3 separate regions of the Mus musculus genome follow, and regions 1 and 2 are each linked to region 3. A link is a contact called in ENCODE Hi-C or POLR2A ChIA-PET data. All regions are on one chromosome and are shown on one strand. Each heading gives the region's core, a stretch centred on a gene start or an enhancer-like site at or near the end of the contact. The rest is flanking DNA. Distances are from core to core; before and after follow the strand shown.

Region 1 (2,965 bases), core at 279-2,778, 210 kb after region 3:
GCTCATGTGCCTGCTGTATTTCTCAGTCTTTCTCTCACCAGGTTTCCACAGAGCCTTTTCAGGCTGTTTTCTTTATTTAGGTGTTTGTTTGTTTGTTTGTTTGTTTTTGAGACAGGACCTTATGTAATCTAGGCTGGCCTCAGATTCCCTGAGTGCCCAAGGCTGACCTTGAAGTTAGACCTCTTCCTGCCTCTGCCTCTAGAATGCTACATTCCAGGCATGAACCATGATTCCTGGTTTATATGGTGCTGGGAATCAAATCCAGGGCTTGGCGCATGGTAGGCAAGCATGTTACAGAGTTACATATGCAGTCTCTGGATATTTCTCATTATCTCCTCCAGATCATGGGCATTTTAAAAGGGTTTCATTTTAAATTACGTGTGCGTGCCTGTCTGTGCATGGGCGTGTTCATGTGAGTAGACTCAGGTTCCTGTGGAGGCTGGGAGCTCTGGATCCCCTTGGAGCCAGAGTTACAGGCAATCATGAGCTACCCCAGTGTATGTGCTGGGAACTGGGCACTGGTCATGGGAAGGAAAGAGCAGCAAGTGGTCTTGACTGTTGACCCTTCTTCCCTGCCTGTTGTCCATGAAATTTTAATAATACAGATACACTCTGTTTGTATACTGGCTGCACATCTGTATTTTATAATAAAGAGAATAGTACCCCTGCTTGCCAAGAACCACTTCTGGCTCACTTGGGGGAGTGAGCTATTCTCCATTGAGAATGAACACATAAGTCAAGACAGAAAAGGGCATTGAGGACCCGAGAGAAAGAGTTTCAGGGGGCCAGTTTGTCTCACTGTGGACCCAGGAAAGCCGTTGTGATAGGGAAGGGAAAGAAGGATCTAGGAGAAAAGCAGGATGCTTTGGTCACTCAGGGTGAATCAGAACTGTGAGAGCCACAGAAAGAAGCTGAGAGAAGCAAACCTGCATGGGGATATGTGAGGGGGAGGTGTGGGGTGGTGGTGGTGCATGAAGAGGGGCAACTGGGGACACTCACCGGTGGCTTTGGGTGCTAAGCTCCAGAGAATAGACCTAACCTTGAAGACACCGAGGAATCATAAACTTCTGAAGGAGGAGGCTGACTCACACGGATAAAGCTTTGAGTTCCTGTGACAGGTCTGAGCTCCAGAGAGATGGTCATGACTGGACTAAGCATGAAGATGAAAGAAGATGGTGAGTTTGGAGCAGGGCTGGGGGAAATGGTCTGTTTACCAGCACCTGGCATGCTGGAGGTAATTGATCATTGAGTTTCTCACTGAGGGTTGAGCAGCGGTGACATTTAGCAGCTTGCTAGTGCAGAACCTTCCCAGAGGCTCCAGAAACCAATTTGCTTAAGGATCTCAGAAGTCCAAGTTTTGCTCCTTCTTAAGTCCGTGTTTTTCTTTGAGGTTAAACCGAATAGGTCAAAGGTGGCCAGCGAGCTGCAAGGACGACTGCTGAGCTGTGCCCTCACCCTAAGTGGATGACTCTGCAAATGATGGGGGAAAAAATAACATGCATGTTCTCAGGCCAAGCGGCTCTCCCTTGTGAACTTCAAACAGTCTTTGGCCTCAGCTCCAGCAGGATGGGAGCATGCAGACACCCGGGGCAGTGCTTATCTCTTCTATCCAGCCCTTCCCCCTCCAGGAAGTGCCCTATTTGTCACTGAGACACTTGATGGGAAGACCACACTCTCCTCTTTTCACTTCACCACTTAACGGTGTCCTGGCACCAGGATAGCCACTGTTTGCTGGTGGTCTTTAGACATGCATGGGACATATGAAAGCTGTAGTATGTGCTAGGCATGGAGTAGGGATAACGGTACACACGGGAATGGTTTCTCTAGGATGTGCCCAGTGGGGTCAGTGGTCTTTCCACAATAGGAGAGTCGGTCTGACCGTCCTGCATGGAGGAAGGATTCAGGAAATATTGCTCACAGGGTGATTGTTGTTGATGATTTCCAATTTGAACTGAATCCTTCTGCAGGCACTCGATACCTCAGTGCGCATTACAGCATCTCCCTTTCAAAGCATCCAGAGTTTCTCAAGGGCAGCAGGCACCATGAATCGATGAGACTCAACTCTAACGCATTCTTTGAACGCCCTTCTCCATGGATTCCCTAGCTTCACCCGGCTCACCCAGCTGCTTGCTTTGCCTAACCCAAGTTGGAGTGGCAACCGGGTCCCAGACTGTTGACCTTGGCTCTGATGTGGGATTTTAAAACAGCTCTTTTGAAACTTCCTTTCATGGGTTTGCAGTGATATTCCGTCACAGAATTCTGGCCTAGTGCCTGCCTAGGGTGTGGGAGTTGGGTTCAGCCAGGCCCATGGAACCTTCTGCACCTCTCTTGTCTGTTAGGAGATGGTGGGAGTAACTGAGCTAAACACTGGAGATCATTAACAAGCCTGCAAAGGAGCCTCCAGATGTTCCCATGAAGCCCGAGCTCCTGACTTGGCTTGCATGCCACCCTATGCAGGGGTCGCTTAACTACAGAAAGGTTAAGGGTGCTGACTCATGAAATTAGTATCTGGCAGGAGACCTCCAGTGCTGCACCACAGCTCCCGACTTATCTGGTGTCTAAAAATTAACTGGCCGAAGAGTTTTGGGGTTGTGTCAAAAGAATAGCAAAGAATAGAAACCTGGTGGTAGAGACCAGCCCACTTGACCCTTAGCGTTCAAGAGCATGAACAATTTGTAGCTTTCAGAGAAGTATGAGACTGATAGTGGAGTGTGAAGTTTTGTTTTGTTTTGGTTTTATTTTTGTCTACTTAGGTGAGGTAAGAAAGGGTTGCTCCAGTGTGCCTTCATGACCTGAGGGAGTTTTTCAGACTTCAGGTGACGGTGAGATCAAGTTTATAAGCACAAGATCCAGCACCACACATTTGCACACGTACCCCAGTCCTAAGATTTGTACACACACATCAATCCTAACTTTTCTCAATTAGAGTTATTAGTCTTTTAGGATTTTATATTGTATGCTAATG
Region 2 (2,772 bases), core at 189-2,688, 170 kb after region 3:
TCTGCAGTCAGTACTCCTCTAACAGACCTGCTCAGATGATGGGCAGTAGCCAGCATCCCAAGAGCTAAAGGTCCCCCTCTTCTCTGCAGATCTCAGCCTTCAGAGTTGTTTTTCCAGGTTACTGTACTATAACAGAACAGATAACATGTACATGTGCTGTTCTTCATGTTCTTCATGTGGGGTGCATAGCTCTGGCAGCAGAGATAAGCTGATGGATTTAATTTCCTATCGATTTCAACTTCAGGAGGAAAAAATTGCCTTTGTAGCTGCATGTGCTGTCTTGAAGAAGTCTGTGTTTTCATTTTGACTGGGACTCTCCTCCCCTCCCTCCTGTAGCCTGCCTTCTTGCATGGATGCTCTTGTTGGGAGAACTTGAAGGGTCTCATTGATTGCCAAGGTTATGGACGGAGTGTAGACTGCATGTGGTGAAAAGCCCCTTTGTGTGGTGATTAGAAAGTCCTACATAGGAGCAGAGGAGGTTTCTGTCAGTCACACTATTTTCTTTCTTGCATCCTAGGTTAGTTAATGTTGACCTCCCGCAAAAGCATCGCATGTTCCTCTCCCCTCCCCCTCCCTTTGTTCCTGAGATAGGGTTTATCTATGTAGCCCAAGCTGGCCCTGAACTCACGATCCTACAGCAGTCTCTAAGACTTGGGATGTCATGTGTGTACCACAACATCTCAAAATATTTATTTATTTGCTTCTTTGTTTACTGTAGTACTAGGAATCAAATCCAAGACCTCGTATGTGGCAGGCAAACAAGCCCTGCAGTGTTCCACGACATTCTCAGCCCATATGATCTTTACTAACAAACAAGAAAGCTGATCTTGCCTCCTGCACACAGAGGGGTGTAAAAATCACCAGTTAAGATTAAACATAAGTAGGGTCAACTCTCCAATGGTAGTGTTTCTGGTGCGGTCAGGTGCCACTTGTGGCTGGTACTGCCTCCCACGACATCTTCCTGACTTCTGCGGGCACAGCCATCCACTAATCCCTTCTTTGCCTGACCACCCAAAACCAGTGTGACTGATGTGCAGATTGTGCCAGGCAAGGGATGGGTGTGCGAGCTTAGTCTGGAGCCCTCCAGTCCCAGAATAGGAAAGTCTGAGAATAAACACTGCATGCTTTAATTGATTACAACCTAGGAGAGCAGCTTTTACAAAAACTGATTATGGCAGCCGCTTGTCATATCAGTGCAGTCAATCTCACAGGCGTCCAGCCCAGAGCTGCCGCTGTCGGTCTTCCCTGCCTCTCTCTCCTCTCCTTCCTTGGGCCTTGGTTTCCTTTTCAGTATCTTGACACTGGTTGGATCACTTCCACTTCCTTTGGTACATTCAGATCTTGAGTGGTACACAGTAATTCTGGCTTGCTGGTTCTTGTTTCAAGTCAATAAACGTGTGACTGTGTGTGTGTGTGTGTGTGTGTGTGTGCTCGCATGCGCGCGTGCAAGGTGGTTTGTTTTGTCTAGTCCATAGTAGGCATGACAACTCAGGACAGAAATAGTCCAAGGAGTCATCATTAACAGGCAGGGGGGGAGAGTAGTGGATATAAAAATGATTCAGGCTACTTGGTGCCTTTAAATAGCTTATCATTAGTGGAGTGATTGTGGTCAGGAGGTTCGAAAAAGGGGAAGAAGAACTTTGTGTAACCAGCAAACCTTGGAAACATCTGGTAGAGTGGAGCACTGGCCGTGTGTGCTGTGAGACTGGGGATGGAGAAACTTTTATTTTGATGGGAAGGTTTGGCTAGCTCAGCTCCTCCCCTACCCCAACACACACATACATACACACACACTTCAAGAATGCTTTCTGTTTCAAGCTGGAATAGGAGGGTCGACTGTGGCAGGGGGACCTGAGTGCAGTTTAATGTTTGCTGAAGATGATGCCTGGAGTGGCCCGGCTCTGGTGTTTGCAAGATGACTTGATGATCACCTCTTCCTTTTCTGTCCTTCATTGTCACCCCAGGACTGCTGTCCTCATGCTTTACAGTGTCTGTTGTACCACTCCTCATATAAATCTAAAATACTAGATTTCTATTTTTAAGAAATAAAATTCTTTCCTGAAGTACTCTGAATTAGTCAGGGTTCTCTAGAGTCACAGAACTTCTGGAATGAATCTTTCTTTCTTTCTTTCTTTCTTTCTTTCTTTCTTTCTTTCTTTCTTTCTATCTATCTATCTATCTATCTATCTATCTATCTGTCATCTATCTATAAGAATCTAGTTTGCTCAGTCCCACAACGCTGGGTTTCAGCTGGTTTTCAGTATAGTCTGGAATCCTGAAGAAGTAGGCTATAATGCAATGGTCGTGCTAGCAAGGCAAGGACAAGCAGACAAGAACGAAAACTTCCTTCTTCTATGTCCTAATATAGACTTCCAGCAGAAGGTATGGCCCATATTAAAGGTGTGTCTTTGCCCTGCTCAAGATTTGGATTAAAGGCATGTGCCTTAGCACTTCAAGATCCAAATTAAAGGCCTACAGTCTTCCAGCCTTAATATCCGGATCAAAGGCTTATGTCTTCCCGCCTCAAGATCTGGATCAAAGGCGAGTGTCTCCCTACCTCAAACATCCGGACTAGCAGCAGGTTCACCCACTTCAAACCAAGCAGAAAATCTCCCACAGGTGTGCCCTCCGTTTCTGGATTGTCGTTCATTCCAGATATAGTCAAGTTGACAGCTAAGAATAGCCCTCCCCCACACCCTCCCCCAGTTCTTCCTAACAGCTTTGCTTTTGTCCGTTCAGGCAGCTGTGACAAGATCCCTTTGACTGGGTAAT
Region 3 (3,030 bases), core at 435-2,934:
ACTGTCCCTCTTTTCTGAACCATCAGAAGACACAAAACTGTTAGTGACACAACGGTGACAGGTAGCTGGGACCTAGGCTATCTTATTATGAAGGTTGTTTTGCTTGTTGTATATTTGTGTATGTAGTGTAACGAATTTGTACCATAGAGGACTGTCCGTAACTACTGTTTAGCTTCTACACATTGAAATGTAGATGTTTCATTGGCTGTCTGAAAAGGTGTGGCTTGTCCTTCCTAGAGAGATCTACTTAAAAACTGCTTTGTGACAAAAACCACACCTGAAGAAATTTTAAGAATTTGGCCCAGTTAGTCACTCTGTGTAATCCCGGAATCTAGCTGCTGAAGTCTTGCGAAGTAAACTCCCCGTGACCGATGTCAGTTAAGCTGGTGATACCTGGAGAAGTGGTCAGTTGCTAAGGAAGTGGATTTCCCAGTAGGGGTTTCTGCACCTCACCTGTATAGTCGTTCTGCGCATGTCCCCCACACAGTCCCCACTGTATTTACCTGTTCTACTTGTCACCTTTCAATAAAGCATATCAAATGTTGATACACACGTGTTTCTATATGACGCCATTAATACATTCATTTCCACAGCTGCTCTTCATGAAGTCAACAGCAGTTTGCCTAGTAAAGTCTCAGGGCGCTGACACCAGTGCTTTGACTCCAGAAGAGAGGAGACATTGTTTTGATTGGGGGGGGGGGGGGAATGCAGGCAGAAGGGCTCATTCTCTTGTGACTAAGTCACTTCACCCCTCTGGACTGATAAGAGAATCTTCACTTCTCCAATTTAAAATTTGAGGGTTTATGTAGAGCTTATTTATTCGTAGTTGCTGAACTGAGAGGGAACAAGCCTGGTTGGTGTGTGAAGGTTAAAGGAAGAGGGACAGGTTCGTTTCCACGTTGACAGCTCTGCTGCCAGAATGAGTTTCTGGCCCCTGGGAGAGTAGTTGTGTTTGTAGACACTCTTCTGGGGGTTGAAAGGATGTACTGGGCTTGAGCTAGGTAGGACCTGGGACATCTCTCCCTTCTGGGTGATGTGTAAACACAGTGGAGCCTAAGGAGGAGGAAGGGCCTTAGCAGGACAGGCTTGGCTCTCTGCCCCAGGACCTCGGCAATAGCTCTTGGATGTGGTGCGAGTTGGGTCCATCCTGTGCATCCTCTGAGGGTTACCTAAGTCCTCACTGTAAGCCGATGGCAGTTGCCATAATGATAACTGGAGGGCAGCAAGAACTTGACAGTGTCTCATACTTAGAGCTACATAACTGATCTAACGGGAAGCTTCGATGGTGATTCTCTGAAGAAAACTAGACAGTAGCCATTTCATCTCACATTTTTTCATGTAGCTGTGGAGAATTTAAAGTCTCCACCCTTGATGAACTAAATAGACATTATTTCGACTAATAGAAAATCTCACAAGATTGCGGTGTCTTGATATGTGAAATAGTAATGAATCATTAACATGAAAAGATATATTTTTATGGCCTTTCCTCGCCTTTGTAAATTCAGAAGTTTTACTGACTGCTATTTAAACATATCTAAGTTGATTTCTAAGCACATCTTATTGCTAACTCACAAACCTAACTAGGCATCCTTGGCCCGTGGGTCACTATGGAGTTGATAGAGTCACACTTCACCTGCCATGGAGCAGGAGTGACTTCTAAAGCCGAAGGAGATCTAGTGTGAGCCCTGGGTGTTCGTGACGTCACTGCAGGACAGACCCAGGCACAGTGCCGGAGAGACGACGGTACCATGTGATTCTAAGAATGCCTGCTCTCTGCTTCAAATTAACAATGTTCAGAATTCAGGAGCTGTGCTTTTGGTTTTCGCATAGTTTAAAAGTAAAAATAATTGTGATGAATACAGCGTGCCAGAAATCAGGTTTATATATTTGCTCAGGAAACGTATAAAAGTTAATTATAACCATAATTAGGAATGAAAATGAATTTCAATGCAGGCACTACTGTCCCTCCGGCTGAGTGAAATACAAGATGAAGCCTTGTGCAGTGACAGCCTTTAGCTGTCCATTTCCCATCCATTCAGACAGTAATCACAGCAGTAAGATCAGACACAAGCCGAAAATGAAATTTCCTCCCAGATAAAATCGTTTGAAAATACTGCCTACCAACAGGACTGGGGAGCAGATTGTGCCATGAGGTTCCTGCTCTGCTGTGTGGGAGAAAGACACTCGCCGACCGCACCTGAGGTGCTGTGGAAACCGGCTATTTGATATTTGGAGGGAACAGAAATCCACAGACCCACCTCCCCATCCATGAAATCACTGGGTGAGAGCTTTCAAGACCCAGAACTTGGCTAAACTTCAGCTCAAATTAGAAAAGCCCTTCTCATGGAGACTGAGCACCGAGTCTTAGAATGCTGGGTTAGTTTCTTCAGAGAATATCAACGAGTATCTTCAACCTGCCCAAGATCCATCTCTGCCAATCGTGTGTGTGTGTGTGTGTGTGTGTGTGTGTGTGTGTGTGTGTGTGTGAACCCCAGGCTGAGGGCAGACATCTTTAAGAGCGCTAGTTAATGACTGTGGAGATACATGCCTGTAGATCCAGCTGAAGCAAGATCTTGAGTTCAAGGCCATCCAGTGCTATATAACAAGACATTTCTCGAAATTAACAAACAAACAAACAAAAAGTATTGCTAAATGAGAAGCCATGTCTCTTGATAGGATGGCCCTACCCCCACCTTCTCCAGTCAACCCAGGGACCAAGATTGTGACTGTGGATGTGTGTGCTACAAGACTGTGTAGTTCTCAAAACCAATTCTCTGAGTTTCCAGGGACAACATACATTGCAATGAAGATGGTCTCCGTTGCTTTCTAAGTGCTCCGTGTCTTTCCTTAAGCAGGACTGCCGTGACGACCTGTTGTGACAAACGACCACACTGGTTGGCTGGGGTCTTCCCAGAAGGTAGAACTCAGTTCTAAACACTGTACCACTGCCCAGTGCAAACTGGGACGTGATGGTTGTCTTAGATCCATTGTTGTCTTCTTCCCTGTCCCTGCCTCTGCCTTGGAGTTAGG

What was found. Hi-C counts contacts between places; a loop is a spot of excess contacts on that map. ChIA-PET counts read pairs that join two places held with the same protein, here RNA polymerase II (POLR2A).
Region 1: a loop to region 3 is called in a map of Patski, with 4 times the contacts of the local background. The contact joins two enhancer-like sites. A Hi-C loop is called at or near these places in 3 of 37 maps with a recorded cell type or tissue (Patski and heart). POLR2A ChIA-PET finds 5 or more read pairs at or near these places in 5 of 5 experiments (Patski and embryonic stem cell).
Region 2: a map of heart shows a loop between it and region 3 (4-fold over the local background). The contact joins two enhancer-like sites. A Hi-C loop is called at or near these places in 4 of 37 maps with a recorded cell type or tissue (adrenal gland and heart). POLR2A ChIA-PET finds 5 or more read pairs at or near these places in 4 of 5 experiments (Patski and embryonic stem cell).

What each region holds. Positions count from the first base shown.
Region 1 is chr14:76,712,588-76,715,552 of GRCm38, forward strand. No RefSeq gene overlaps it. Among named protein-coding and RNA genes, the nearest start is that of 1700105F02Rik, 36 kb to the left of the region's middle. Within about 2 kb of position 1,529, at least 1 of the 3 ENCODE cell types and tissues checked has a DNase peak (open chromatin) inside an H3K27ac peak, as active enhancers do.
Region 2 is chr14:76,672,498-76,675,269 of GRCm38, forward strand. All of the region lies in intron 2 of 1700105F02Rik (a long non-coding RNA gene), which reads right to left. Among named protein-coding and RNA genes, the nearest start is that of 1700108F19Rik, 3.7 kb to the right of the region's middle. Within about 2 kb of position 1,439, at least 1 of the 3 ENCODE cell types and tissues checked has a DNase peak (open chromatin) inside an H3K27ac peak, as active enhancers do.
Region 3 is chr14:76,507,216-76,510,245 of GRCm38, forward strand. Tsc22d1 (TSC22 domain family, member 1) reads left to right here. Exons shown (of 3, transcript NM_207652.3): 3 at 1-550. Among named protein-coding and RNA genes, the nearest start is that of 4930444M15Rik, 12 kb to the right of the region's middle. Within about 2 kb of position 1,685, at least 2 of the 3 ENCODE cell types and tissues checked have a DNase peak (open chromatin) inside an H3K27ac peak, as active enhancers do.